Linked DNA regions of Mus musculus: all the other regions are linked to region 2. The links are chromatin loops, found by intact Hi-C in ENCODE. Cell type or tissue: heart. All regions are shown on one strand. Links, peaks and the distances in the headings refer to the core of each region. The heading gives the core; the rest is flanking DNA. Region 1 overlaps Rere (arginine glutamic acid dipeptide (RE) repeats). Region 2 overlaps Rere (arginine glutamic acid dipeptide (RE) repeats). Region 3 overlaps Rere (arginine glutamic acid dipeptide (RE) repeats).

The links. Hi-C counts contacts between places; a loop is a spot of excess contacts. Peaks named below come from ENCODE experiments on the same cell type or tissue, not always from the same donor. Only the 100,000 strongest peaks of a DNase experiment are listed, where the experiment ranks them.
Region 1: a loop joins it to region 2, with 1.9 times the contacts of the local background. A loop is called at or near these places in 6 of 42 quality-filtered maps.
Region 3: it touches region 2 in a loop (5-fold over the local background); 3 of 42 quality-filtered maps call a loop at or near these places.

Annotation. Positions count from the first base shown.
Region 1 is chr4:150,484,407-150,494,408 of GRCm38, reverse strand. All of the region lies in intron 7 of Rere (arginine glutamic acid dipeptide (RE) repeats), which reads right to left. Among named protein-coding and RNA genes, the nearest start is that of Gm52709, 22 kb to the right of the region's middle. In heart, for the core only: no CTCF peak of the experiment used is centred there; DNase peaks (open chromatin) are centred at 5,478, 6,108 and 8,148; H3K4me3 peaks cover 949 bases; H3K27ac peaks cover 1,379 bases.
Region 2 is chr4:150,565,432-150,575,433 of GRCm38, reverse strand. It overlaps Rere (arginine glutamic acid dipeptide (RE) repeats), which reads right to left. Exons shown (of 23, transcript NM_001085492.1): 12 at 5,138-5,218. Among named protein-coding and RNA genes, the nearest start is that of Slc45a1, 82 kb to the left of the region's middle. In heart, for the core only: a CTCF peak has its summit at 5,346; DNase peaks (open chromatin) are centred at 5,073, 5,443, 5,803, 6,213 and 3 weaker places; H3K4me3 peaks cover 2,827 bases; H3K27ac peaks cover 2,710 bases.
Region 3 is chr4:150,366,196-150,376,197 of GRCm38, reverse strand. All of the region lies in intron 1 of Rere (arginine glutamic acid dipeptide (RE) repeats), which reads right to left. Among named protein-coding and RNA genes, the nearest start is that of Rere, 89 kb to the right of the region's middle. In heart, for the core only: a CTCF peak has its summit at 4,385; DNase peaks (open chromatin) are centred at 2,727 and 4,257; H3K4me3 peaks cover 3,622 bases; H3K27ac peaks cover 3,989 bases.

The sequences.
Region 1 (10,002 bases), core at 1,237-9,236, 81 kb after region 2:
TTGGAGCTAGGGTTATGGATAGTTGTAACTAAGTCCCAGAGCCTCTGGAAGGGCAGTGAGTGCACTTGACCACTGTCCCATCTGTCCAGAGACTTTCCCATCCCACACCCCTAATTTGCTTTCTTTTTTTTTTTTTTTAAAGATTTATTTATTTATTATATGGAAGTACATTGTAGCTATCTTCAGACACTCCAGAAGAGGGCGTCAGATCTCGTTACGGATGGTTGTGAGCCACCATGTGGTTGCTGGGATTTGAACTCTGGACTTTCGGAAGAGCAGTCGGGTGCTCTTACCCACTGAGCCATCTCACCAGCCCCTAATTTGCTTTCTTAATGACAGTCTCTGACTGAAGTGAGACAGAATCTTGATGTAGTTTTGATGTGCATTTCCTGGTGTCTAAAGAGGTTGGACACTAATACATATTTTTTGAATGAACAATAACTCTAATATTCTAAATCAAGTGTGTCTTAGCTATAGACAGCAACTACTGGCTTTATTCCAAGGTAATAAAGAAAGTCACTGGGGACAGAAGGCTAATCTTCCAAGCAAAATCAATCCAAGAACAGGTCTGACAAACAGGAACAAAGTCCAGCTTTCACTCAAAAACAGTAAAGTATGGAGAACAGCCCACGCCCACAGGCATGGAGTCAGCACAGGTGTGCTGCAAAGCTGGAAGCACAGCGTAAGCGCCTCTGAGTGAGCTCCTGAGAAGCTTGTGACAGCCGTACAGCTCTGCAGGAGAGAGCCAAGTCTGAGGAAGTAAAGGCTACTTACTCTACCCTCTTAAGAAGTCACAGCAATAATTACAGAAGCAATTCTCCCACGGGCTTCTTCAGACTATAATCCAGTGTCCAGAACTAAGAGCTAGGCATTAGCTGCGGAGTAACAAACTCTACCTACCCTGAGAAGAACCATAAATACCTTTCACTCAAAACCATCTCATATCAGAGAAACAGGCTGAAAACAATGTGAGAATTGGGTGTGGTGGCACGAGGCTGAGCCTGAAGCTGGGAGAGTTGGGCTACTGTAAAAGGAAGCAGCAGCAGCATTTGCTGGCTAGCTGGAAGGAAGACAATGTAGACAACAGAGGAGAAGGAGTTGCTCCCAAGTGCTGTGACACCTTGTTCACTGCCTTCCTTTCTTACCTGCCATTCAGTGGTCTGCCCAGGGCACCTGGCAACTGTATCTATCTCTAACCCCATTCCAGGCTCTTCCTGGACTTTACTGTCTTCATCTTCTGTACAAACACAAATGGCTTTAACAACCACAGCTTAGCAAAAGTGCATATGGGTACATATGCATACCAAATGTAACAGTTGTCCTCCAGGATTGAGTTGATCTCCTAAGCAAAGACAGGACTTTCCATGCACTGAAATCAAACTACACACTAAGCCTGACAGCACTCCCAGAGAGAGAAGACAGAGCCAGTAAGCAAGGGCCACAGCACACTTCCAAGGTCTCTCTGCCCCACTGGAAGAGTCTGAAACGCTTAAAGTCCAGGCCAATGCATAAGAGAACTCTTTACTGTAGTTCTGTGAATATGGTGGGCAAAGAGGCAAAAGGCATCAATTACCTTCCTCATCTATGTAACTATACTGGGCAAGGTTAAGAATAGAAACACCGCCGGGCGTGGTGGCGCATGCCTTTAATCCCAGCACTCGGGAGGCAGAGGCAGGTGGATTTCTGAGAGGCCAGCCTGGTCTACAGAGTGAGTTCCAGGACAGCCAGGGCTATACAGAGAAACCCTGTCTCAAAAAAAACCACCACTAACAACAAAAACAAAACAAAACAAAAAAAGAATAGAAACACCAAATGTTACCAGATATAGAAGGAGGTCTTCTTTAAAAACAAAGGGGCTAGAGAGATGGCTAAGCAGTTAAAAGCACTAACTGCTCTTCTAGTGGACCTAGGTTCAATTCCTCCCAACCATATGGTGGCTCATCACCATCTGGAATTCCAGTTCCGGGGATCAAATGCCCTCTTCTGGTGAATTCAGGCACCAGGCAAGCTAGTGGTACACAGACACACACATGGGCAAATCACTAATAAACATAAAGTAAAAGAAGAAAAAAAGTAAAAAAAAAAAAAAAAAAAAAAAAATTTCAGGACCTAGAAAGGTAGTATATGATTGCAATCCCAGCTACGAAGGAGGTGAAACAGTAGGATTGCCAAGTTTAAGGCCAGTCTAGGCAACTTAGTGAGATCCTATCTCAAAATACAATGAAGACAGAGTATACAACTTAATGGTTGAGCATTTAGCTACCAACAAGTAGAGGGAAAAAAAGTTTTATTCAAGAGGACCAAAGATAAGCATTTAAAAAGAGCAAGGAGGAGGTAGACTGGTCAGGTGTGGACAGCTGGTTACAAACAGCCAAGACAATTCCTAATGCTGTTCTGCTTCTGAACACATCGTCAAGAAACTGGAGATGAGGACTTGGAGTCATGACAGCACACAAGCACTCTGCATTGTTCTCATCATCTTTACAGAGATCAGGCCCATTGGAAGCCGAGCTCAGAGCACACGAGCAGCTGGTCCAGTCCACTGAGTATGTGGGATATCAACACCATCTGGCTTCAGATCTAGTCACTTCTCTTACTCCCGACATCAATCATTTACTGAACACATTTTGGTTTGTGATTGCAGGTTTTTTTTTGTTTTTGTTTTTGTTTTTGTTTTTTTTTTGGAAATAGGGCCTAACTATGTATTGCTGACTGGCTTGGAATTCACTTTGTAGACCAGAATTGCTGCAAACTCACAGAAATCCTCATTCCTTGCCTCTGGATGCTAAGATTAAAGGTCTGTGCCTCTACACCCATTTAAACATATTTATGTCAAAGATTCGTTTGTGTCAAGCATGGTGGCACTTGTGTGGCAAAGGTAAGTAGGTCTTTGAATTCTAGGTCAACCGGTACTGCATAATGAAACCCTATCTCAGTCCCTCTTATCCCCACAAGGTGATCCATTTGCCAAGTCCTAAACTAGGAATGGAGGTTATAAGACTAAATGGCTGGGTAGTGGTGGTGCATGTCTTCAATCCCAGCACTCAGGAGGCAGAGGCAGGTGGACCTCTATGTGTCTGAGGCCAGCCTGGTCTACAGAGCAAGTTCTAGGACAGCCAGGAAATAATTCGTTTTTTTTTTTTTAAAGGAAGAAGTGACCCCTGCTCAACAGAAAAGATAATCACATAGCCACAAATAAATGTATATTTCAAAGAATGTTAACAGAAATGACCTCTAGCCCAGCTGAGTTAAATAACAGTTTGCCTGAGTGTCAGTATGATAGTGCACACTATTTTAAACATATATGTAAGCACCTGTGCCACCTGGATCAGAAACTTAGGATTCCAAAGATTATCAACCACGTGGGCTTTTCCCGAAGACTCATGAGCTCGTGCCTCTAAAGTCTTCCTTCAGCTGGTGTTTCCTACCTTCCCCCATCCAACATCTTTCACAGGCTTAGAACAAGTGTGTTTTTGGTACCAGGCTGCTCAAGATGGGCTGCACTCGTAGGCACACAAACTTGAAATGCACGGCTTCACTCAAATTCATGGTCGAGAGTCTAGCTCTTGCTCCTCTCTTGCTCTTCCCTTCTTCCTCCTGCTCTGTCCCCTTGCTCCTTCCTCACACCCCCACCCATGGCTTCCATGTGCTCATGGCCGGCCTCTATTTCTCTACTCTCTCTTTCTCTGCCTCTACTACCATCTTAACTCCCCTCCCCATGGCCTGAGTAAACTTTATTCTATACTGAAATAAAAAGATCTGAGAACTGTCCATTCTCTCTGAAGTCCATCCTCCTATGTTTCCTCCTACTTCCTGATAGTCCCAAGTGCAGCCAGTGGGGAATGAGCCAAACCGGCCAGCATTACCTACTGATCAACCTGCACAGAGGCCCTCAGCAACCAGGAATAACTGCGATGCTACCCTTCACCTCCAGACATGTCCCAAAACCCCAGACAAGAGACAGACATTCAGAAGCAACTTTCCCAAAAATGTATTTTCTCAAGACAGGAGAATAAAGAACAAATGCATAAACAGAGAAAGCAGTGTTGCTGATTTCAATGCATGTAAAATCAACTCGGAAACCCAGAGGTCACCACAAAGCAGAGCCAGGAACTCCAAATCTTCCATCAAAGCAGGTGGCTGTACCACAACGCCGTGCAAGCCGAGCAGCCAGTCAGCCAAGCAGGTGGACCGAGACTCTGAACGTTCAAACTAAAGAGGAGGAGGAAGTAAGGTCCTTCCAACCACAACCACAAGTCAGCATTCTCCCAAATGTTCAGGCATATGGTCTGCTTCCAGAAGCACTATTATACACTGTGGGAAACACTGGGTATTAACCCCAAACTTCCAAACATAATGTTCAGAAGTGCACAGTCATAAAAGAAAGTGACCCTCACAGGAATGGGAATCAAACACAGAAATATCAACTAAGACCCTAGCACCACCTTACTTCTCTACATAGCGTTTCTTTAGTTCAAATTCTACAATTAAGCATACAAATTTAATGCTTTAGGAATATTTTAAATGTCAGCACTGCTAAACCCTGGCCCAATCAGAGGCCTCTTCAGACAAGATCCCTGTCTCCAGCTAAGACCTTATGAGTCTTCTTCCTTAGAGTCAATACACAGTGAACTTTCCTGTCCCCTAGAAGATGAATCACATTCTTCTATCTTGTAGTGTTTTCTATAGTCCTTACAACTGCACAAAACCTGACTTATGTCTAAATTGTTCCCAACCCTAAAGGGGAGAGGAAATGACAGGCAGCAAGGCAATCCCAAATTTCTCTAATTCCCTGTCTGAGTAAGAATTCCACTGCACAAAATCTGCTAATCCTGATTGGCTCCCTAGTAAACCATAGTCACAGCCCCTACCTGGGCTCTCTCTGCAAACAAGAGGTAAAAACAAACAAAACAAAACAGCTTCACCTGGGTAGAGAGGGCTACTTCATGGTCAGACATCAAGCCACAGGTACCAAACGTGACCTTGTCCACACCTCTGCCTTCTTTGGCAGCAAACCCTTTCCATTTCCACTCTCCTCCTACTCAATGCAAAAAAATCACACAAAATACACATACACCACAGCAAAAACTAACATACAAGAATAAAGAAAAGTATGTGAATCTCAATTTTAACATAGATGTCAATGTTTATAGCCTCTCCAAGCTGGAAAGAGAATTGCCACAAACTCCAAAAAGAAGGCTTTGCTCCTTCAGAAAGAACAGAAGAGAAGCTGATGTGATATGACAGTTCCCTTTGAAAACACACTAAGATGATACAGTTGCAATCGTCATCCACAGCTATCCCCCTCATGTGTCACCTCACAAGAATTATAATTTGCTCTAGCGAACAGGCTCTCAATCAAAACAAGTTCCACCCACCTTCAAAGCAACCAATAGTTGCCCACCTACCACCCTTCCTAAAACAGCCAAACAGATCCATCCTGTGGCCCAGCGATCACCACAAGGCACATGGCTAATGAGGCAGTCTGCAGGTCTGCTCTGCAGGTCTTTAAGACAGACAAGCTCTACAAAATGCACTGGGCAAACCCAGGCTATAATCACACGGAAGAGAGGAAGAGGTGAAGGAAAGGGGTAGAGACATGGATAGAGACTCACAAAGCTTCACACTGTACATTTGCTTAATTCATCTCCTGGTAGACCCCATGCACAGCTCTGATTTTATGCTTCGCAATGCCACCTCTGCATGGCCAGCTGGCAGAATCAAAGGCTTTAGGCACATGCACTATGAATGGCAAGATGATTCATAAACATCTTCAGAAGGAGCTTGAGCAGCAAAGCCAATGTCTTCGAAAGGCCAGGGGAAGATCGCCTACCTGCAGGGGCTGAATGGATCATCCATGACTAACACGGGCTCTCGTGAGTCTAGCTGGATCCCTGCACCTCTACTTACTGCTAAAACTCTGCCCTTTTCTACTCTAAGTACTCAAAATGGAGGCCCATGCAGGCTGAGACCTCACAGAGCTCTCTCTCACTGAGCTTGTGCTATGACCTAAGCCTTCACGCAGAACGCTGAAACTTCCCTCACTCTGACAGGACTGAGCATGTGCTGTGACCCTCCCTCATCCACACACTGTCTCTCCACAACGCAATCAATCTCAACCCTGCTGTTTCCGTAAATAAAGACCAGCCAACAGACTCTGCAGCTTCTCCGAGCACACCAAGCTAGTGTGCAGGGAAGTGGGGCCTTAGAAAGGGGATTCCAGACAGCCAACACCAGGGAACTCCACAAGCCAAGCCAGAAGCGTCCGTCCTCAGGAGACAACAGCAAGTTTTCTTTTGTCTTTTCTATTTTTTAAGTAAGTCAGGTTTTTAAATAACCATGTTTTCAACAAAGAACAAGAACGAGGAAAACAGGTACAAATAACTGCACCTGAAATTAAGCGCAGAAACAGCAGCAGTGCTTAGGAGAAGCAACTAAACACATGTCTTTTTGAAAACGCACTTGACAAAAAGACCAAACAAGCAAGCTAGCCACATAGGTATGGCCACAATGGAGACAGCACTAATACAGCACACAAGGAATGCCATACTTCATGCAAAAAGAACCCCCAAATCTCCAAGTGATTAAATTACAGCATCCTCTAAGGTAATTAATATGAGCCCAGCCAGGTCTCCAAGAATGAACTGAAACAATAAAAACAGCAACAAGGTTCAGATCAAGGATGGGGGGGGGGGGGGGAAATAACCTCAGCAGCAGAGCACTAACCTAGCATGAACCATAATGGTTGGCTGACACTAACCCCCCCTCAGTTAAGTGAACGTGCATGCATATGCCCCTCCCCCCAAATGCCTAAAGACCATCCACTATAAACACCTCAGCATACTTGGAAAAACAAAACAAAACAAAAAAACAACTAACCAACCAACCAACCAACCAACCAAACAAACAAACAAAACATTTCAAGTGCCCTGATTCATTCTCGCACAACACTATCTATAAACCTAAATCTATTAAAACTCATTTTGAAAGATTTCTAAAGCCATGTAACAAGTCCATCTCACTACAGCAATACTGAGGACCAAAGTACTCAGTCACCCTGCCCACAGAGCAGCCAAGAGAGGCCCTGGTAAAACCCTGCAGAACAAGCCTGTCTACCCATCCAGCGTTCGCCTCCCACAAAGCACTGTTTATCATTATGAAATAGCAGGTACGCAGGTTACTCCCGCCTGCAAACTAAATGATCTTTACACCACTCAGTTATAACTTAAAGAAACATCACAAAATTCCCTCAAAACATAAAAGATTGGAAAAAAGGACAGGACCAACTGTTTCTCAGAAATGGAATGGAGTCAAAAAACGAAAATCTTTTCCAAGAACATGAGTTCTTACAGATTCTTAGAGCAGGACATGGTGCTCGGTACCATGTGCAGAGCCCTGTTCATCCTGTGAGACAACATGAGTTCTAAGCTGAGGAATCTACACATTTTCTGCAGAAATACAGCACACCTCAGTCACAGGGCTGAAGGTGAGACTCAGTTATAAGAGTGCTTGCCCAACATGCATGAAGCCCTGGGTTTGATCCTGAGGACCACATGTGCCAGGCAACCCTCGAATTCAAGGAGGTAGGACACCCAAAGTTCAGAGGCTCTCTCAAAAATGTAAAATTTCCTAAGTTCAGAGAGAGAACACATAAGCAGATTTATCTGAAATAGTTTCCCTTTGTCCCAACACATGAAAACAGGGCGACGGGGCGGAAGAGCATTTCCTTAGACCTGCTGCTGCGCTTAGACAGCGCAGAGCTGCTGAAATGGAGCCGGGCATCAAAGAAACTCTTTCACATACAAGAGGCTAACTCGTTACGACGGGAAAGAACTTAATAGCTACACACAGGAAAAAGTTACTATTACATAAAAAGTTACTCCAACTCAAGAAAATCTTATTTTCAAAATTATTGTTTGGGTCTCATTAGCTGCCCTGGGTGACAATGATGGCATGCAACCCAAGTGTCTTCTTCTGACCCCAGGAGGGATCCTGGCTTGTTCCTCCTCAAGAGGTAAACAGGTGACTGGCAGATCGTCCCCTGTGTGTGTTTTTCTGACATTTTGTTGTTGGCTAAGACAGGCAGCTTGTGACAGCTCCCCTGAGGGAGAAGGCAAGCAGGCTACCTACTTCCTCTTTCTTCCAGCTCATCTGCATTTTGAAAAACAAAACAACAGCTCCAAGTGGGGCTGGCTCTCCAGAGAGCTGCGCCCTGGACAGCTCAGCACTGCTTCTCCCCACACTTGCTCACACTGGCACTGGACACTGCTTCTCTCCACACTTGCTCACACTGGCACTGGACACTGCTTCTCCCCACACTTGCTCACACTGGCACTGGACACTGCTTCTCTCCACACTTGCTCACACTGGCACTGGACACTGCTTCTCTCCACACTTGCTCACACTGGCACTGGACACTGCTTCTCTCCACACTTGCTCACACTGGCACTGGACACTGCTTCTCTCCACACTTGCTCACACTGGCACTGGACACTGCTTCTCCCCACACTTGCTCACACTGGCACTGGACACTGCTTCTTCCCACACTTGCTCACACTGGCACGGACACTGCTTCTCCCCACACTTGCTCACACTGGCACGGACACTGCTTCTCCCCACACTTGCTCACACTGGCACTGGACTGTGGTGGCTGCGGCACTTGCTGTTTCTTTTATCTTGGTTGGTGGTGAATTGTTCTTTCAATGTCCTGTCATTTCTAAGAGCAAAGCTCAACATTCACAGACAGTTTACCCGCAGCCATCTTCCACAATCTTGCACTAGGGTACATCCCTCCTAAAACTTCTTACATATATTTCTGACATGGGGCATCACTGGCATGAGTCTGCTTTTTATATTATCTCCTTCTTGACACTTTAGGGTCACAAGCAGGCTTCCCTGGAGACCAACGACAAGCCTGACCTAAATGCCTCACACTATGAACCAAAGATATACTTCCTAGTCAGGTTCATATATGGAACCCAGCTCTGAATTTACAGGCTTTTAAATATTTTTTTTCAATATCTGAAGATGTTTATGTTTTCTGGCAAAAGTTACTGAAATAAGAAGATCTGGGCTTTGTGCTATGTTGTTGAAGGCTTTTCAGACAGGATAGTAACCAAGGAAATGCTGATGTAGCTCATCCCCAAAGCTATACAAAGATCTTCCATGAGATCAAAGTATGGAGCACCTTGTCAATGAAGCTATGCAACAATGCCTATAATTACCAAGAAGTTACAAAACACCACTTTCAGAGTTCACAATGCCCACTTTCACATGACAGATGCAAAACAAAGCCCAGGAAGAGAATACCTTATGGATAGACACAAAATAAAGTGCTAGCATGAGACTAGAAGGCAGGCATGCTGGGCTCTAAGGAGAGAATCCTTCCTAGGGCTCTTAACTGAAAGATGAAGCAGTCGGTTAAACGGTTATGAAGTACTAGCTGAAACAAATCAGGACCATAAAAAAGACATAGAACTGAGACGTGGCTAAGATATTTATTGCAGCTCAACCAAAGACTCTAGTGTTTTGGCTGACTACATAGTAGGTTTAACTGGTTTTGTTTACCAAGATCTCTGAGCTGAAATTTCTTTCTTTTGGGGAAATGGTTTTAAGGCAGGATTTCTGTGTAGCCTTGTCTGTCCTGGAACTCATTCTATAGACCAGACCGGCCTTGAAGATCTACCTGCCCCTGGCTCCAGGGTCTATCACTGGTCTCTACCTAGGTTAGCCCTCTCTACCTTTCTCTGTTCTCCTGCTGGACCCTTCCTTCTCCCACATGCTCCCTCTTTTGCTTTGACCTATAAACAGATTTACATTAGTCAAAGCTAGAGTCCAATGTGTACCCTCCCTTTAGGTCCTTCCTGCCCGCTACGTTTGTGTCCTTTATACATTTGGAAAACTTTAGATTTTACATATGATAGAATGAGTGGGTGGGTGGCACTTGTCTCCTTTATTCCCATTATGCTCTGGCATTCCTTACCCCGTCCCTCCCCCTACTCA
Region 2 (10,002 bases), core at 832-8,831:
AAACAGTTGAGAGATCTGCAGTGGGCAGCCTCAATCATTCTGAGACACTGCTCACTCCTAGTATTTTAATCTACTAACCATATTTTATACATATGTTAAAGAAAGGCAAATGGGGAAAAAGGAAGGAAGAACTGGGTATCTGCACAGATGTAATTCTAAAAGGATCTGACTTGTTATTCTCTCGGGTGCCATGAGGTTAACACGTAATACCCACTCAACTAACCCTCTATAAACAGTTGGTTTTCCTAATCACAGCCACTATTCCCACTTCAGTGGGCAGCAGCATTCAGAGGAAAGCCAGACCTAGCCCCTGTATAACAAACTCCAGAAACCAAGTGTTAGGAAAGCTGATGTCCGTTGCACAGGCACTTTTATCAGACATAAAGGCCTGTAGTGAATGGGAGGAATGGGACTCCTACAGGAGCCTCCAAAGGTAAGGAGACCTGCTCCCACCCAGGGACTCCTGTAGGCTCTCCTCCACCTTTCCCGAGTAACTCAAGAGCAAGGACAGGTGACGGGGAGAACAGCTCCAGAGCAGAACCACTGTGTGCATGGTGTGGCGGCAACGGTGCAGAGCTCAGCGGGAAACACTTTTCTAGCATGATGACGACCAGGGTCTGATCCCTAGCAAGCACACATATGTGCACACAAAGACTTGTTTTCAACAGAATATAATAGATTGGGAAAATATTTTTATATACTCTTTATAGATATCACCTCATTTAAATTTTCACTCATGGTCTAAGAACTTGGAGTTATCACATGGTTTCACAGGAATCAAAAAACAAAAGTGTCCAGTAACCTGCCTGAAGCCCACAGCATGAGTGGCAGAGACAACAGCAGTCCATTGCAGCAACAGTTAAACAGTACTTTAGCCTTTTCATTTTTTTTTTCTTTAAAGCATTTTTAAAAAAATTATCTTTATTAGTTAGGCAGTGGTGGCACATATATTTAATCCCAGCAGTCAGTAGGATCTTGGTTAGCTTGAGGCCAGTCTGATCTACAGAGTGAGTTCCAGGACAGTCAGAGTTACACAGAGAAATGAGAAATGTGTCTCAAACAAAACAACCCCCCCCCAATAAAACCAAAACCAACCAACTAAACAGACAAAAAAAACAAAAAAACCCAAAACAAAAAAACCCTCCTATAGACGTGGTAGGTGTGTGTGTGTGTGTGTGTGTGTAAAATATTTTGAGGCTCAAGAAGTGGCTTACAGATTAAGAACACTTGCTACACTGGGCAGTGGTGGCGCACACCTTTAACCCCAGCACTTAGGAGGCAGAGGCAGGCGGATTTCTGAGTTCGAGGCCAGCCTGGTCTACAACAGAGTGAGTTCCAGGACAGCCAGGGCTACACAGAGAAATCCTGAAACCCTGTCTTGAAACAAAACAAAACAAAACAAACAAGAATACTTGCTGCTTGGGCGGATTTCTGAGTTCGAGGCCAGCCTGGTCTACAACAGAGTGAGTTCCAGGACAGCCAGGGCTACAGAGAGAAAGCCTGAAACCCTGTCTTGAAACAAAACAAAACAAAACAAACAAGAATACTTGCTGCTTGCTGTTTTTGTAGAGAACACAGTTTGATTACCAGCACCTACATGGTGGTTCGTAACTGTCTGTAATTCTAGTTCCAGGGGATCAAATGCCCCCTTCTGACCTCTGCAGGCATCCATGTGGTGCACAGACATACATACATGCAAAACACTCATACACATAAAATAATCTTTAAAAATATTTATTCTGAGGCTAGAGAGATGGCTCAGCAATTAAGAGCATTGACTGCTTTTCCAGAGGGCCCAGGATTAATTTCCAGCACCCACATTGTAGCTCATGACCATCTGCAACTGTAACTTTGTTCTAGAGGATCCACAGATACCCTCTTCTGACCTCCTCAGGCAAAACATCATATACATACAATAAAAGTAAAAAAAAAAAAAAAAAAAAAAAGCCGGGCGTGGTGGCGCACGCCTTTAATCCCAGCACTCGGGAGGCAGAAGCAGGTGGATCTCTTGAGTTCGAGGCCAGCCTGGTCTACAGAGTGAGTTCTAGGACAGCCAGGGCTACACAGAGAAACCCTGTCTCGAAAAACCAAAAAAAAAAAAAAAAAAAGTTAAAAAAAAAATCTCAATTTTATTTGTTTTATATATACGCCTGTATGCCGTGTGTGTGTGTGTGTGTGTGTGTGTGTGTGTGTGTGTGCTGAGAGGTCTAAAGAGAGTGCTAGATCTCCTGAGCTACAGTAACAAGAGATTTAGATGCCGGATGTAGGCGCTGTCAAGTGAGTCCTGTTCTTCTGTTAGGACAGGAAGTGCTCTTAAGCTATGAGCCATCTCTCCAGGGTCTCCCAGGCCCCAGCACCCCACTTTTTTTTAGGCTGAGAACATCTGTCTCATGCAAAGAAGCACCATTTCAGAAACAATAACTTCCCAGTAACCTGTCAAAATGTGATTTGAACTTCCCACAGCATCAAACTAAGCCAGAAAAAACCTTCAGAGAGATCAGGTGCTATAGATACCGGCCAGACCATCGATACAACACAGGTCTGCTGACCCCCCCAGAACCCAGTCATGCCCTTCTGATGTTTCAAATCTTCTGGGACTAGCAAAGAAAGAAGCCCGTAATACAATAGAAGAAAATGTGGCAAAGCATCTAGATTGTAAGAATTTTCTATAGAAAGTTTCATAACCATAAGGTTTTTATCAAGGAAGTTCTGGAACACTGGTACCTGCAAAGTCCCTCATCTTCTGCAACAGAATGAAGTGACCTTTGCCTCCTCCCTTAGTGGTCTGTAATGATTAGCCAGGCTCGGTAGATAGCTAAGGAAAATATAAGACAAGTGCCTCTCCCAGCTGACTAGAACAATTAAGAGATTCACCCAACTACCAAACTCCTCCCAAGCAAGGAGAAGGGAGTGGGACCTAATGACACTCAGCAGAAGTGGGAGAGGCCCTCCAGGGCTGCAGACCTCTCTGCTTCCTGTACTCTAGGGACTGTGCCCACACGAAACGGCTGGGAACTGGGAGGGAACGGTGTTAGAGAAGGCACAGGCATGGCAGGTGAGGGGAAGCATCCCTGGAATGACAGGGCTGCTCCGCAGCAGGAAAGGGCACAAGTTAACTGAATCAGACCCTGACGTGGGCAGCCAGGGTCAGGTGGGATTAGGACAGACTTTCTAGTTAGGAAACCAGGTAAGGAACACTGTGCTAGGTTAAAGGTCAGCCAGGCCTGCTTTCTGCTACTCTGCTGAATAAAACTGTCTTGCGTTTCCAAGGTTGTTAAGCAAGCACAAGACCCTGGATGGATTCCCAGCATCCCCAGCCCCCACCTCCATCTAAGATTTTGGTTTAATCCTCAATTGTACTACTTTTCTTTTTTCTTCCTTGCTTCCTCCCTTCCGGTCCTACAAAGCATCAAGATAAAAAGATTGTCCAGATTTCTTTTGTCAGATCTTTACGATTTACAACTTTCAGCAGATAAAAGAGACAGATAAGAGTCTAGAGCAGGAGGGTTGAGATAATTGCTAAGGGCTCAATCCCAGCACCAGTAACAAAAAAAAAAAAAAAAAAAAAAAAAAAAACAAAAAAAACAAAAAGAAAAAAAAACAAAACAAACAAACAAACAAACAAAAAGACCAACTGAGCTGATAGGCTAAAAATGAGCTATCAACTTGACACATCTCACTGACTTTTCTACTCAGCCCAAAGAAGGCTGCTACTTTTGAGTCAAGACACTCTTTTTTTATTTTGTTTTTTGTTTGTTTGTTTGTTTGTTTGTTTAGAGACAGGGTTTCTCTGTGTAGCCCTGGCTGTCCTGGAACTCACTCTGTAGACCAGGCTGGCCTCAAACTCAGAAATCCGCCTGCCTCTGCCTCCCAAGTGCTGGGATTAAAGGTGTGCGACACCACTGCCTAGCATTAAAGTATGTAACAAACTTAGAAAATATGAGATTCTCAGAACACTTAAGAGTTTTTACATCGCTGCTGCTGCTCTGCTCTCCATTACAAAGTCTCTTCAAAACCTGTTCTGGAAAGAGTAAGAAACAGGTTGTTTCCACAATATATCTTAATATCTATAGTTTGAGTCCTCTCAGTGGCCCATCTCCACACATTTAGATGCACAATGATGATTTAATCTTAACTTAGTTATCATTAACTGGAGAAATCTGTTTACTGGGATATACTTGGAATCTCAGAACCTTTCTCCCCAGTTATCAGGGTTCTACAGTCCAGAAACAAACTGTTCATTTTTAATAATAAGTAAGAGCATTAAACACCAAGAGGCAATCAGTAACCACCAACTGAGAAAACCTACCATCACTTTGGTAATGGATATTCTTCATTCACCCCTCTCTTCCTAAAAGCCAGACTAAATATCAATCCTAGCCCTCCTCCCCTCCTAGGTGGGAGGTACTTCCGGTCACTGGGTCAGACTGGAGGCTGCCAGCAGGGTGAGGTGGGTGGTCCACCCCACCTTCCTGGAGGCAAGCACCCACAGGTAACTGAGCTTGTACCCTTACAGTGTCACCTACCAAGGAAGTCTCCGCACACTCTCCCACAGCAAGTTCATCAAAAGCAATGGTCAGGTCAGCATTTGACCCTCAGCTTTTGAAACAGCAAAGGAATTTTTTTAAAGCCCCCATTAAGCAACTAATAAAAACCCTTTTCACTACAAAGTGAAAAAATTTAAAGCTGAGAGAGTAAAGATTTAAATGAATTTTCTCTAGAACACAACAACCTTAATTTAAACAAACGGAGGGGAAATCCCAGCAGAGTTCCATAAACCTCTCAGCTCTATCCTTCGGCTTAGACGATGACTTTTGACAATTACCAAATCCAAACTAGCGATAAAATGCCATTTCCCATTTCAGCCAGTGGATTTAAAATTAGATGTTAACTCTCTAGCGATCCTCCCCCTCCCAACTCTGTTCTTCCCGTTACAAGGCGTTCCTCAGAAGGATAAGCACAATATGTCACTCTGATATCTTAAAATCACCAGTGAAAAGTAAGAATCCGGGGCCAGCCTGGGTCAGGCACAGAGTGGGGTTAAAGGAACCATTTCCTAAGCCCAGATTCGAAGAAGCAGCAGGAGCAGAGCAAGGGAAAAAACAACCCAAGTTATATAAAGTCCAATTGTACTCACGGTTTCCTTACTGGGAAGCAGCTCCTTTCTGATTCTGAAGAAGTTCTTGCCGTATTGTCGGAGCCCCTTAACGAAGCGTTTCTGTGATAAAAAAGAAACAAGTGAGATGTAAAAACCAAAACCAAAACAGGATGTCAGCAAAGCAAAGATATCTGCAATCAGCAGAAAAGCAACCACAGAAAAGTCTGAGCTCGGGAATATTAGCCAGGCTGGAGGCTTTCAGCGGCACAGCTGGGACCTGCTGGCAGGGCAGGGCAGGGCAGGGCAGCCCCCGGCCTGCGGGGAACCACAAGCAGCGCCGCACGTTTCAGGGGGGAAAAGCAATCGGAGCCAAGGCGGCCTTCGGGAACCACAAGCTGCAGGAAGGAGCAAACAACAAACAGCCCGCGTTGCAATAAACCAACATAGCTGCTTTTCACCCGCGGAAGCAGATGCCTTCGCAGAAGTGTCTCGGGCCGATCTGGCCCTCTTCCCATCCCCTGACCGCGGAAGCCCACAAGGAGCCGGTAGTCCTGGAGCCGGGAGCCTCTGGGGTCGAGCCCCCGGCCCTCCCGGTCTGCCCGACCCCAAACAGACTTTCACTTTGCCCGGTTCCAGGAGCAGCTCCCACCTCCGATCCGAGGGAGACTCGCAGCTACAGGTAAAGAGGCCGCGCCCGTCCCCGGGCTCCACAAAGCGCAGGGCCAGGCGGCCGCGGGCTGCTTGGCGTGTGACCGCGGCGGGGCCGCGCGGGGCGCGGGGAGCGGAGGGCGCCGGGGGAGGAGGCTGGAGCGCGGCGAGCCCGGCGGCGGGCGGCTGCAAAAGGCGGCCTGGATCGCCGCCGCGGCCGCTCGGCTCCGCCCCGCCCGGCCCCGCAGGCGACCAAGCCCTCGACACGGCCTTCTCGGGGTCTTCCCTGAGAGCAGCAGGTCACCTCAACGGTGAAACTTGCTACCCGCCAGGGCCAGGCCGCATGCCCACAGTGAGGCAGCGAAACCCGCGCCGGTCCCTCCCGCCCGCCGTGGCCACTCCAGCCCGCGGCTGAGGCGTTTGCTCCCGCCAGGCCCGGGTATCAGCCTGCACTTCACTAGTGATCACCACGGAAGCGCCCCAGCCAATAAATCAGCTGCCCACTGGGAAGAGAGGCCTCCCACTCTGGGTGTGAGAGACCCGCGGGACAAACACAGAGAAGGGCCAGACCTGGCCTACAAGACCCATCTACAGCCTCCCGCTCTAGTCCTGCAGGCTCTGCGAGTTCCGAGTTCTCCCAGTGCTGGATATGACTCATCACTGTCAATTTTCAATATAATTGATATAGTTCAGTGGGAGAATTCTGTGAGGCACAAGAAAGCAGCGCACACTTCTTGGTATGAAGAGCAGACTTCTGGTACTTGACTTCTGCATCAGTCATACAATCAACAGGCAGCCTGAGCTGCACACAGCACCTCTAGAGCAAGTCCTCAAGGAGTTCCAATCAGCCCAGAGAAGCAAATAGGTACAGATGGACCTTGGGCCTATAAAGAAAGCAGTAGAGGAACAAAGGGTGGTGGGTGGAGCTCGGAAGAGGAAGCAAGCTCTGCTTGACTTAGGGGACTTGACAAGGAAGAGCATAAGCCTGCCAGGTGAGCTCCAGCTGGGCTTCCAGTTGCCCAGGAAGGACATAGGAACATTCTGGAAACTCCAAGGAGGACAAGGTATGCAGAAAGAAAAACTGACTGCTTGTAGATGACTTTTAGAGGGCAGTGAGGATCAGGCTGCACTGAGCTTTGAGGAGTTAAGATCCAATGGTCGACCAGGGGTTGAAGGTGGAGCGTTCCCTGGGGAGGCCCAAGTTGTGGAGTACGAAGAGAGCAGCCGAGGCTGGTGGCACAGCACTGTAGGAGAGGAGGCCCTGAATTCACTCTGGTGAGTTACTGTACATCTAGCACTGGGAGGGACTTTGAAAAACCTTGACAGGATATGCTTAAACTGTGACTAGCTTTTTGCAGGTAAAGTAAGTGCATACAGTCATCACAGAGCACTCCAGGGTACTACCTGAAAGCAGCAAGGGGCATCGCAACTGTGCACCAAGGGAGGCCAGAACATCTTCTCACCAAGGCAGGTTACCAATGGGAGGAGCAGTGTTTGTAGGGTTAGAGGGAGCTTTGAGAAGGGGAGATGGTTGGTAGGAGATAGTTTGGAGGGTGGAGTGCCAGACTGTGGCATCAAATGTAGGGTTAGTGCCCAGCAACATACAATGTATTCACCAGAAAAGAGAGAAGAAGGCGGACTCTGGAACATCTGGATAATGTGATAGAGCAGGCCAATGAATTCAGAATCTATGCGTTCACAGATTATGAGAAACACCATTCAAATCAAAAGTAATTATTAAGCATGTGCTCTATCATCCCCAACCTAAGGAAGGTCTATCATGAAACAGATCAGAGTCAGCCAGCCTCACAAGTCCTAGTTTCCCAACATTCTCTATGAAATTCAGTCTGTTGGTAGCTGTCCTGTGACTGTACACTTTCCAGTTCATTTAACACCAGTGTGCCAGTTCTTCACATCTGAGATCAGCAGCTCAACTCTTCCTTCCAGCCCACCTATTGAAGGCCCAGGTCCCCCCTCCAGCCCTCCTTCCCGGAACGCAGCTCTCCACACAGCCTGTGACAAGCCTTTGCCAAGGGAAGCTTTCAAGCCTCCAGATTTTAAGCACACTGCAGCCCTAGCCTAGGAAGGCAGAAGCAGTGGGAGCTGAAGCTCAAGGGCAGCCTCAGCTAAAAGCAGATTTGAGAACAGCACGAAACAACACAAACCTATGGCTTTCCCCATCAGCTCCCATTATCTTTCCCAGCTCTTCTGAGAGTAACACTTGCAGGGCGTTGCTGGCGCACACTTTTGATCCCAGCACTCGGGAGGCAGAGGCAGGCGGATTTCTGAGTTTGAGGCCAGCCTGGTCTACAGAGTGAGTTCCAGGGCAGCCAGGGCTACACAGAGAGACCCCCATCTCTGAAAAAAACAAAAAGAAAACTAACCAAACCAAAAAAAAAAAAAAAAAAAGTAACGCTTAACCCTGCAGGACGGTGCCCATGCTTCTTTGAGTCCTGATGTCAAGGCCCACCCTACCTTTCCATCCAGATGCCTGATGATATCAGTTCTACTTCCAGGGTTCATTTAAAATACAGACTGGAATCCTTGCTCCAAAATTAAAGTCCTGTGACCAGCCCACTCATTGATTTGTAGGAGACTTCATGTACTCATCTATAAAAGCTGCAAAGGCAGGAATCCTATCACACGCCACGTTCCTTCCTATGGTACTAGACAGTTGATGTTCTCAAGTTTCTGAAACAAGTGAAGTCAACTCTGCTAGCACTGGCTCGTCGTGGACTAAGAAATGGAGAAGGACCCATGGCCAAGCAACATGGTGCTTGCTTAAAATTCCAGCACTTGGAATATGAAGGCAGGAGGCTAAGGAATTCAAGGTCATTCTTCTATACACTGTGAGTCTGAGGCTGCCCTACATTAATTAAAAAAAAAAAACAGAGCAAAGAAACCAAAGCAAGCAAACCCATACCAAACAAACAAGGACCACCACAAAAATGTCCACTCTGAACTCTGGAAGCTGAAATGACTCCCTGTGACACCCAGCCCAATTATTTACTTATCCTCTCAATGTGCTTCCAGGGTCTGCTTTGGTCTTTCTACTCCTCAAAATTCCCAGGACAACCTCCAACCTCCTGTGTTCTGGCTGTAAGTTTCTTGAAAAATACTCACTAGTGTCTCTAAGGCTGCATCTATGAAGCAATCCCACTGAGAACACTCACGTGGCTGTCTCACAGGCATCTCAAACTAACTACACTTCCAGAAATATGAACTAGCATCTGATGGGGAGTGCAGACCTATTACTGCTGCCCATGCATGACAAACAAGTGCAAAGCACTCTTGGCCCTATTCTAAGAAAAAGAGGAAGTGAAAGCTTCATGTGGCCTGTGTTGTTACTTCTCTATGGAAAGCCACAGGCCTCAAAACCAACCAGACATCTGCCTCGCAGGGCGGCTTTACCTTGTGGTTTACCAGAAACGCAGAGCGGCCTCTGAAATAATCGAAACAAAGCCAAGCCCTCAGCACACAGGAGCTGGATGACATCAGTATGTGAGCCTAGCTTCTAAGGCAGGCAACTCCATCCCTCTGTGAACCCCTGTCTCCACATGAAAACCTTCATGTTTTCGATAGTAATTTAATAGTTAACATGCTGACTTGTTTACAGAGAGGAATGCTAAGCCACTAAGATCATGGTCTGTTTCTTATGTCTTCCAGCAACTGAACATGAACTCAACACTTCCAAGGCCTTGTATATTATTTCTCTGGTCCTGAAGGTGTAATGTCAGAATGCCAGGCTGCCAAGGGTGACAGAGAAAGAATAGGTGTATATTTAAACTGTGGTAACTGGCTGGGTCATACTGCCAGGGCTAAGTAGCCCTGCTTAATGCTCCAGGGCCAGCCATCACCTGCACACATGGCTGCTGAGACTGACACTTGTTTCTTTAGTACTCTGCACCTTGGAAGCAAGGCCTCATTGTTTTCTATGCATGCATCCTCACAGCCAGGTGAGACCCAAACACAAATCTGTACTTAGCCATGGTAACTCGGTTTATGAGTGAGTGAGTTACAGGCTTGTTCCTAGTGGGGAAAACTTTACTTCTGGCTTTAGAAATATGACCAGGACACCGGGCGTGGTGGCACACGCCTTTAATCCCAGCAGGCGGCAGAGGCAGGCGGATTTCTGAGTTCGAGGCCAGCCTGGTCTACAAAGTGAGCTCCAGGACAGCCAGGGCTATACAGAGAAACCCTGTCTTGGGAAAAAAAAAAAAAAAAAATGACCAGGGGCTGGAGAGAGGACTCAGCAG
Region 3 (10,002 bases), core at 672-8,671, 200 kb after region 2:
ACTTCAGAATCTTCCTTCCTCCACCTCCTAAATTGAAATTACAAGTGTAAGCCACCATCATCAGCCAGGTTATCTCCTATTTCACCAATTACTATGTTCTCTTTTCTTCTCCTTCTCCTTCCACTGCACTGCATGGTGAAGACAGGGACTCTGCACGGCAGCACTTTCTGCACCGTGCATGCAGTAAGCCAGGTCTATCCTCAGCACTTCTGTGGAGTACTAAGCTTTGACTATGGTTGGTCTATTAGAACCTTACTCCCCAGTGCTGTTGTGCTGGAAGGGCCTAGAAGAAATTAACTGAGTTATGTATGAGTGGATTGATGAGAAAAGGACTAATTTTCTGAAAGCTGCCCAACTCCTGCCCTCCCCATGCCTTGCCCTGCCCTGCACACTCCTACCCACACCTGCTCACTCCTGCTCAATCCTGCTTACCCCCATTTCCTTTCTAAGCTTTTGGACTTCAGCTTCTGAACAAGGCTGTTACCAGGACATGGGCCAAATAAACCTCTAATTGTTCTGATTTACTCATTCTAAGCAAGGCATCATGCCACGAACCTCTAATGCCAACCCTCAGAGGTGGAGGCAAGAAGATCAGGAATTCTGAGCCAGCCTGCACTTCATGATACTCTGTCCCAAAACCAGTAATAACTAATTAAAAAGTTAATTGGAGCTAGAGAAATTAAGAGCACTCACTGGCTCCTCTTCCAGAGGACCTGGGTACATTTCCCAACACCCACACAGTAGCCTCCATCTGTAAATCTAGTACCAGTAAATCAAATGCCCTCTTCTGGCCTCCGTAGGCAGCAGGCATGCATACAGTATACAGACAGACAGACCGACAGACAGACAGACTGGGGTGGGGGAGGAGCCCGAAGTAAGTAAATTATTCAGCAGAGCATGACATCACACACCCTTTAGATAGACTCACTGCTTTCCTATTGAGCTAATAAGAGTCTGTCGGTTTTTCTGATAATTAAATGTCAGCATTACTGTTTTAATGTTTTTCATTACAAATGTTATCTGTCACAGATACACTGGCCTTTAAAGGACAAGCCTAAGGCTTCACTCACTATTAATGTTTATATCCAAAGACCTGTGTCAGTAATAACAAACATCTAGCAGAAGGACTTGTGAAATATTCTGTTCAGCTTGGACCTAGGGCACACCTCTTCTGTTTCCATTTTAACTCAGCAGTCTCTAGCTGTCAACATCAATCTTTCAGTTTTCCTCAATCAGATACATACTCTTATTTCCTCACCCCAAGTTATTTCAAGAATCCACTGCTCTGATCATGTAAAAAGAATGTCTATCCAACCTAACCTTCTCTACCGCCCACAGCAGCACAGTAAGAAGATCCCACAGAGCCTTGATTTATAAGCACACTGGCCATCGAGTCTGCTGCTGTGGCTATGCTCCCGACAGTCTTAGAAGCCCATGATATCAGTGCTGCACAGACTATCGTTTCACCAAGATGACAACGGTAAAAAGACCCAGGCAGAGAAAGGGGCCAGTCTAATTACAATCTGTCCCTCAGCCTTCAGAGCCTGACTTCATCACAGGCCTATAAGACAAAGATTTATGTGTATTCAATCTTAAATCTTGAGAAAATACTTTTTAATAACTTGGTACCAGTGACACATTTTAAATTTACATTAGTAAACTCACGCCCTCAACAGAAACACCTCTAACTCTTCTAGGACTCGCCCAGGCAGAGCCCTGGGCATCATCTCTTCTCAGGGTCTCTGGTGAAGTGAGAGAGATAAAAGACAAAGAGGAAACAGTCTAGTTAATGCCACTGATGCTAACATTTGTTTTGAGTTTCACAAAGTAACACTAGAGAACAAAGACTCCCTTCGTCCTTATTTTTTAAACAATATATTGACTTCCTGTTATAAAATCTTGTTTTCCACTGGCTTCTTGGACTATAGAATACCAGGCAAAAACCTTCTGACCTTGGGAAATAATGGTAAATATAAAGCCTATTAACAGTCAATGTTCCTCAAAACCAAAAATAAATTTCTCACAAGTATAAACTGTTACAGGAACAAATAAAACCTTGTTTTGTTTCTATCATTTGCTGAAAATCAATCATGGTGGCAATGGGTGAGGGATTAAGAAACAACCAGGCAAATTCACAAAAGCTCTAAAAATGATAAAACTACCCTGCAGGAACTGCCAGTGCTGCCTGACCTAACAGCTGTACACAGTCGCACTGATTAAAATGAAAAGCCGGTCTGCATCACACACGGGCGTTCACTGAACCCTCCTGCCAAGCTGCCACAGCTCGCCACCACACTCTTCCCTGCTCTGGCCTATAATATAGAAAGTAAATCAGGCGCAGCTGAAGGTTATCTAAATGCTCTCTCCCCCACCCCTCACAGAAATTATCACATCCATACAGACCAGAGCAGGGTCCTGTGGACTATTAAAAACACTACACAAAGGAAGTAGAGCCACATTACATCAGCTCTTGCCTCAATTCATAAATGTAAAACCTCAAAACAAGGCAAATATCTAAAAGCCTTTTTCTGGAAATCTCGGGATGAATTAACGTGGGCTAGGTCTTTAAATATATTACTGAATGGGCCTCATTGATGCATCCCGTTCAGAAGCCAAGGGGAGAGGAACATGTAATCTTAGTCAATTTTATCATGCACGGAGATCAAATAACACTTCAGGAGCAGCCTGCCAAAGGCAGTGCCTGCCAGAGCACAATGAGCACTCAAGGGCTCTGGAGTGAGAAGCATCATCCACGGCCCCAGAGAGCCTTACAGAATAGTTTCAACACTACTAAATTAGAGCTGGCAAAAAAACAAACGCAGACTCCTAAGAGCCCACACACCACTGTGGAGTCACCGTCAGGCATCTGCACACCTGCCTCCTGTTATTTTCCTAGGCAATGTAAATACTCTGAAAGGCAACGGTCTTTTCCTGCCTGAGTCTACATATGCTTAAAAAGGAAGCGCTAGCTGTGCCTCTGGAAATAATTGCCAACAGAATGGATAGGATATTGTTCCCATGTGTAAGGAAGGTCTTAAATCATGTCTACTTTAAATTTGGAGTTCCCTGGGAAAAAGGAACAAAAACTCAATACCACACATTGGCAGAGTTTAAGGTCTTTGTCAACTCTGTTCACAGCTTTTCCTTAAATGTCTCAATCCTGAAAGCATCCAGGAACACAATTTCAAAGGGAAGATGTAATCTCATTGACCCCCATGTTTATTCACATACCATTTCTGAGATTGCCATATGGCTGAGAGGCCTCCAGCCAAACAATGCCCCTACAGTCAGTGCCACATGTGTGCCAGGAACTCTTAAAGACTGGGAGTAAGACAGTGTTACAGGCGGTTCCCCACCCCCACCCCCCAGTAAAAATTAAGTGGTTAAGCAGGTCTCATAGCAGCACAGGACTTCTGAACAAGCAAGGTGGTGGGGAACGAACGAACACACACACACACACACACACAGAGAGAGAGAAAGAGAGAGAGAGAGAGAGAGAGAGAGGGAGAGAGAGAGAGAGAAATTTAAAGTAAATGTAATTGTTATCAAGAGCCCTGTACTGCAGTTATTTTGGTCAAAAAGCAAATCACGGGTGATCAGCATTTTGTTATTACCAAATCCATTAAATTCATTTTATTTTTGAACTTATATTTACTCGCCAGCAGGCAGTGAAGTTTCAACTAAAACAGCTTCTTGTACATTACAGACTGCTCATCCTCAAACAGGCTTTACTTTCAGAAGGAAAAAAACAAACATACTCAAGAAACATTTTCAAACTGCCTTTCCCCTGCCCCGAAGACGTTTACTATTTGGTTTACTTTGGTTGAAATTTCCAGTGCTGCGAACTATCATAAAGAAACAAATTCCAACTGGAATGTAATGGGACACTTCAAAAACCAACTCCCCATTCCTAACACTCACGACACCAGGTCACCTCTCAACGCCCACGCGACACTTGTCTGTCCAACTTCCAGCCGGAGACTTGCGTCCCCTCGCCGCACAGGGCCGCCGGCCACTTGCCCGTGCGGCTGGGCCAGTCCTCCTCCTCCTCCTCCTCCTGGGGCGCGGGATCCCGCAAACCCCAGGGCGAGAGCCAGGCGGGCGGAGCCAGGAGGCCGGCAGGGCTGGGCGGTGAATTGCACCTCCAAACAAAAGGAGGCCGGGCGCCGGCCGCGCGGGTGGGTCCGGGCTGCTACAAGCGCCGGCCCTCGGCTGGGGATGCGCTGGGCCCACGGCCACAGCGCTCACTCGAACTCCTTGAGCCCCGGCGGCCTGGCCAGCACCGCCACGTGCCTGTGACCCAGACTAGAGAGAAAGAGCCGCCTGAGCGCGACGGCGGCCAGCAAAACCCGGGCTGGAACGAGGCCGGCTCTGCACGCGCCCAGGCCGCCACCATGGGGCTAGCACACACAATGCCCGCCGCAATTGTAGCTCCTTCCTTGCCCCGCCACCCTCAAGTTCCCCCAATCCTCCCAGTGTTCCCAACAGCCGGAACTGCAAGGCTGCGTGATTGATGGTAGCTCTTAATAGCGTGGTCAGCTAGAAAATGCATCTGCAAGCAAGACATTAAAGAGGCAGCGCATTCCCGATTGTGATCAGCAGTTTACACATCCTAGTGCAGCCTCAGCTTCAACAAGGAATACTAATGCTAAACCACCTTGATGCCTAACAAATGCAGATGACACAACCAAGGTCCACAGACAACCAAACACTTGCTTTCAAAGACCACAGGAGAGCAGCACTGTTTGGTGGCAAACATTTCTGACCCCCATTTTTCTTATAATTTAAGAATTTCTCTAAGTGACTTAATTAAATCTCTCCCGACCGTTTCCAAGAGGAATTAAAGATCCATCTGCTACAAAAAATGTAGGCTAAGCTGGGCTTGATCGAAACTCACCTAATAAAGCCAATAAAATGCACATTCTTTGTCATGTGGCTTTAAATAAACAACTCATCGGCTAGATTCAAGGCTTCATCATTAACTCAACTTGTAAATTCATCTGAAGAGAATTATCGACTGATAATTTCAAACTACTTCCTTCCCCAACTCCCAAAGAAGTCTGCTCAAAACATTATCAACTTGATAAATTTTATTAAAATTAAATCTAACTTTACTTATACCATGTACGCTACTGCTTAGTAGTAATAGCAAAGATTGTTTGGTCCTTATAAATAAAACATTCCAGGAATTTTTAAGAACTCCTAAAAGAATATGGATTTAAAGTACAGACATAGCTATTGACCCAAATGAAAGAGCAGCAGCTCCACATTTAAATGGCCACTCGGTGACTTCACCCGTGCACCTTTCCCCTTCCAGCAAGTTTGCTCAAATGGTTTTATGCACGTTAATTCAACTTCTAAAGGCAGAATACATTTTCTAATTTACTGGGTATCTTTTTAGGCAGAGAATTTTAGACAGGATTAAAGTAATGTTTTTTCCAAACTGCTTAAACAAAGTAGAAGGAAGAAGGTAAGGGTAGAATTCAGAGGCTCTCCCTTGTTGGCACCAATCATGAAGCTGACATGAGAGGCCAAACCTACTCCATCTCAGAACAAGCTTCCATCTTAAAGAAAAGAAAAATAGCCTGAAAACTTCACCTGCAGCAGAGCCCAAGCTACACCAGAGTACCAAGAAGGGCCCCCTTGGCTTGTCCTTGGCCAGAGTTACTCCCTAGCTACTTCCTAACAACAGTTAATCAAAGATCAGTCTGATTGTTTCAGACGTACTTTCAGAGCATCTGTGATTATATACAGCCGCTTCAGAGCACTCAACTGTCAGCTTACAGTCATTCTATGTAGATGCTTGCCAGACTGGACCCCCTCATTTGCTCCTATTTTCCTATAAAAACTTGTCCTGCAGAGGGAAGGAGGCAGCTCCACCTTCCCATCCTGTCCTGCTGTGTCAGGATTTGGTTGGAGGAGAGCCCAAGCCTGGGCTTGTAATAAAGAGACCCTAATGCTTTTACATCAGAGACAGCTCCTTGGTGGTCTTTTGGGGCTCATGAACGCTTCCTAGCACAACAACATGAAAGACCACCTTTGGGAATGGAGAGATGCCGCAGAGGTTAAGATGACTGCTCTTGCAGAGGACCCAGGTTTGATTCCCTGCACCCAGAAAGCAGCTGATGACTGTAACAGAAGTACCAAGTGATCTGACACCTTCTCTAGTCTGCAGCAGACATACACACGTGTAAAACACTCATACACATAAAATAAAAATAAAATTTAAAACTTTTGGGCAGGGGGAGAAAAACCATCTAGGTTTACAAGGGCAATCTTGCTCCAAGTAACTGCAATAACTTCCGAGAGCTGACGGAGCACAACACCTCTGTCGCCCTGCAAGGTGGCCATGGGCAGTACACACTGGAGCGGCTCTGCAGTGTGAACCTACATCTGCCACAGCTCCACTAAAACGCCACTCTTCAATGAAACCATCCTAAGACCTGAAAATCTGCTTCATAACTAAGTGGCTCTGAGTTAATCTCCATATATGTCAGAGATCAACCAATCCCAAAGCCTACCTACAAAAGCTACTCCTGTACTTAGACACACTTCCAATCTCTAGCCAGATAAATCCAGACACAGCAAAGCCTATAGAGGATTTGCTCCCCATAACTCACAGAAACTTACAGAGAATATACAAAATGAGGAAATAGAGTCACTGCCCATAAATCAAATATTCACAACAGATGTCTGTGTGCTTAGCACCAAGTATCTGGTGAGGGCCAAACAAAGCTTTTCTGACAGGCCCGTTGTCTAGAAGGGCCGGTTAACAGTGAGTCTGAAAACAGTCAGTAAGAATAACTGAACTTGTACATTCCAAGCTCCTGCTACACCAGCCTCTGGGAGTCCTGTGAGCCTTGATGGCACACTATTTTAAATTTTTGTTATCTGGGGAGGGGTGCACATGCACACATATAAAGGTCAGAGGACAACTTGGCAGAAATTGGCTTTCTTGTTCCACCATGTGGGTCCTGGAGATGGAACTTAGATGGTCATTAGCTTGGCAGAAAGTACTTTAAATCACTGAGCCACCTCAGAAGTGGCTTTTACAGAATTTGATGACACAAATCTTTGGCTCTTCTTTTGTAGACTCTTACCATCCACCCATAACCAGAGTGCCCAGTTACACCAATCTTTCCATTTCCCTAGCATCAGATTTCTACAATAAGCCTACCCTACTTCTTTCACTATAATAGAAAGAATCTCCTAGATGCCCCTTTCATATGATCAGCATCTCAAATAACAAGCTTCCAGCAAATTAGTGTATCTTCTCTCAGCCTGTAAAAGTCTAATAAAGGTGCTGGTAAGATACTCAATGATCAAGAGCACTTGCACTAACTCTGACAACCTGAGTTCAATACTTGGGACTAACACATAGAAAAGAACTGACTTGCCAGGATGTCTTGCCAGGATGTCTTTTGACCATCCCAAGTGTACACATGGCACAGATGTGTTCCACCACAGAGTAAAATGTTAGAAGAGAAGGGGGGAAAGCCCAATAAGAAGCAAGATTTTCCACCCATGTTATAATGATGCAAACATTGGTCCTAAAGTGATTTACATAGACTCTGAGGCCCAACTTGTATCCTATTTGCAAGGACAGGCTTTTTAAGAGTTAATGAGGAGCTAGGAGTGATAGCATATGATTTTAACTCCAGCACTAGAAAAACAGAGGCAGGCAGGAAACCTGATCTACATAGTGAATCCTAAGCCAGTTAGAGCTACATAGTGAGACCCTCTCCCAAAAACACTAAACCAAAAGCAAAGAGTTAGTGAGATCCAGAAGCCACTATTAATTCAAAATCAGCTCTTGCTACTTCTGACATTTAGGCAATAGATACTCATATTGAGCAATGTAAACAGAATACAAAATTTTGAAAGCACTTTGTGCACATATTCAGTCTTCCAAATTTCTCTTATATATGACTGTGTTGCAAATTCTGCTCAAAGAAAGAGTAGTGCAATGAATTTTTTAATTTTTTTATTAGATATTTTCTTAATTTACATTTCAAATGCTATCCCGAAAGTCCCCCTATACCCTCCCCCCCCCCCCGCGCCCTGCTCCCCTCCCCACTCACTCCCACTTCTTGGCCCTGGCGTTCCCCTGTACTGGGGCATATAAAGTTTGCAAGACCAAGGAGCCTCTCTTCCCAATGATGGCCAACTAGGCCATCTTCTGCTACAAATGCAGCTAGCGACACGAGCTCTGGGGGTACTCATTAGTTCATATTGTTGTTCCACCTATAGGGTTGCAGACCCCTTCAGCTCCTTGGGTAATTTCTCTAGGTCCTCCACTGGGGGCCTTGTGTTCCATCCTATAGATGACTGTGAGCATCCACTTCTGTATTTGCCAGGCAGTGGCATAGCCAAACAAAAGACAGCTCTATCTGGGTCCTTTCGGCAAAATCTTGCTGGCATATGCAATAGTGTCTGCTTTTGGTGGCTGATTATGGGATGGACCCCCCGGTGGGGCAGTCTCTGGATGGTCCATCTTTTTGTCTTAGCGCCAAACTTTGTCTCTGCAACTCCTTTCATGGGTATTTTATTCCCTATTCTAGGGAGGAATGAAGAGTGAGATGAATTTTGTGTTCACTTTTTCCTCTATTTTCCCTGTCATAGAAGTCTATTCAAAGGCTCTTTTGACTAAAAGCTCCCGGTAGTGATCAGAGACCATTCCAAGCCTACCTCCACATCACTCAAAGCAAAGGCTTTGCCTTATACCTAATTGATAGGCGTTTGCAATTAAGGCATCTGCAGAAGAAAATAAGAGTTAATATAGGGGGCTGGAGAGATGGCTTAGTGGTTAAGAGCACTGACTGTTCTTCCAAAGGTCCTGAGTTCAATTCCCAGCAACCATATGGTGGCTCACAACCATCTGTAATGGGATCTGAGGCCCTCTTCTGTTGTATCGGAAGACAACTACAGTGTACTCATATAGATAAAATAAATAAACAAATCTTTAAAAAAAAAAAAAAAGAGCTAATATAACAAAACTACACATTTTTCAGGAGTTTTAGCACACAACAAAGACTGTTGCATGGTATGAGTGAAACAGTGCTAGGTATGCCCAGCCTCACGAGACTTGCTATCCACGACTGCTCTCAGCACTGCACAGGGCAGCACTTGATGCCTACAGTATCTCCTTCTGGCCACATCAGGTATCACTTCCTTTTGCACTAAGCTCCACTCCACACCATATCCAGTTCCTGGTTTCCTAACAACCTTCACCTATCATCAAAACAACCCTGTCAAGTTGAATACCATTAAGAGATAATGAGAGGAGACTGCAGATGCAGCTAGGAGCAAAGCATTCCATACTCTACAGGCCTCAGCATGCAGCCAAGTGAGCTGGCATCTGACTTTATCCTAGCAGTTATAATTAAATCCAAAGTCTACTAAACTAACATTAAAGCTATGACCAGGAACTGCCCACAGGGAAAATACGAAGCACACTCTGTCAACAGCTAAACAGGGCCCATGTTATTAAAGACTCTCAACTTCCTACTACTGCTCCATGTCTATCCTCTCCACACACTGCTCTGCCGTAGCAAAGAAGAATCTTAACTGCATCTTAGAAAGACGGGAGGTTTGGCTACTCCTCAAGACCAGGAAAGAGGAAGAAAGGTTATATTATTTAATGTAACATTTTAAACGATGGCCAACAACATCATCAACAACCACTAACTAGGGAAGACAGTGAAACTTTGTAATCCCAGCATTTGGAAGATGAGAGAAAGAGAACCACAAGGTCAAGGTTAACCTGGACTTCATGAACTCCTGTAGGGGGAAAAAAAACAAAACAAACAAACAAACAAACAAAAAAAAAACCTAGAAAAACAAAATACCCAAGTCAAGCAAGCACACATTAACTGAATCAGTTCTCTAGTACCAGTCAGTAAGGGAAATTTTGAAAAAATATTACTACGTAGAATATGGACTTATTCTCAAGTATGGTAGCATAGGCCTTTAATTTTAGCACTAAGGAGGCAGAAGCAGTCA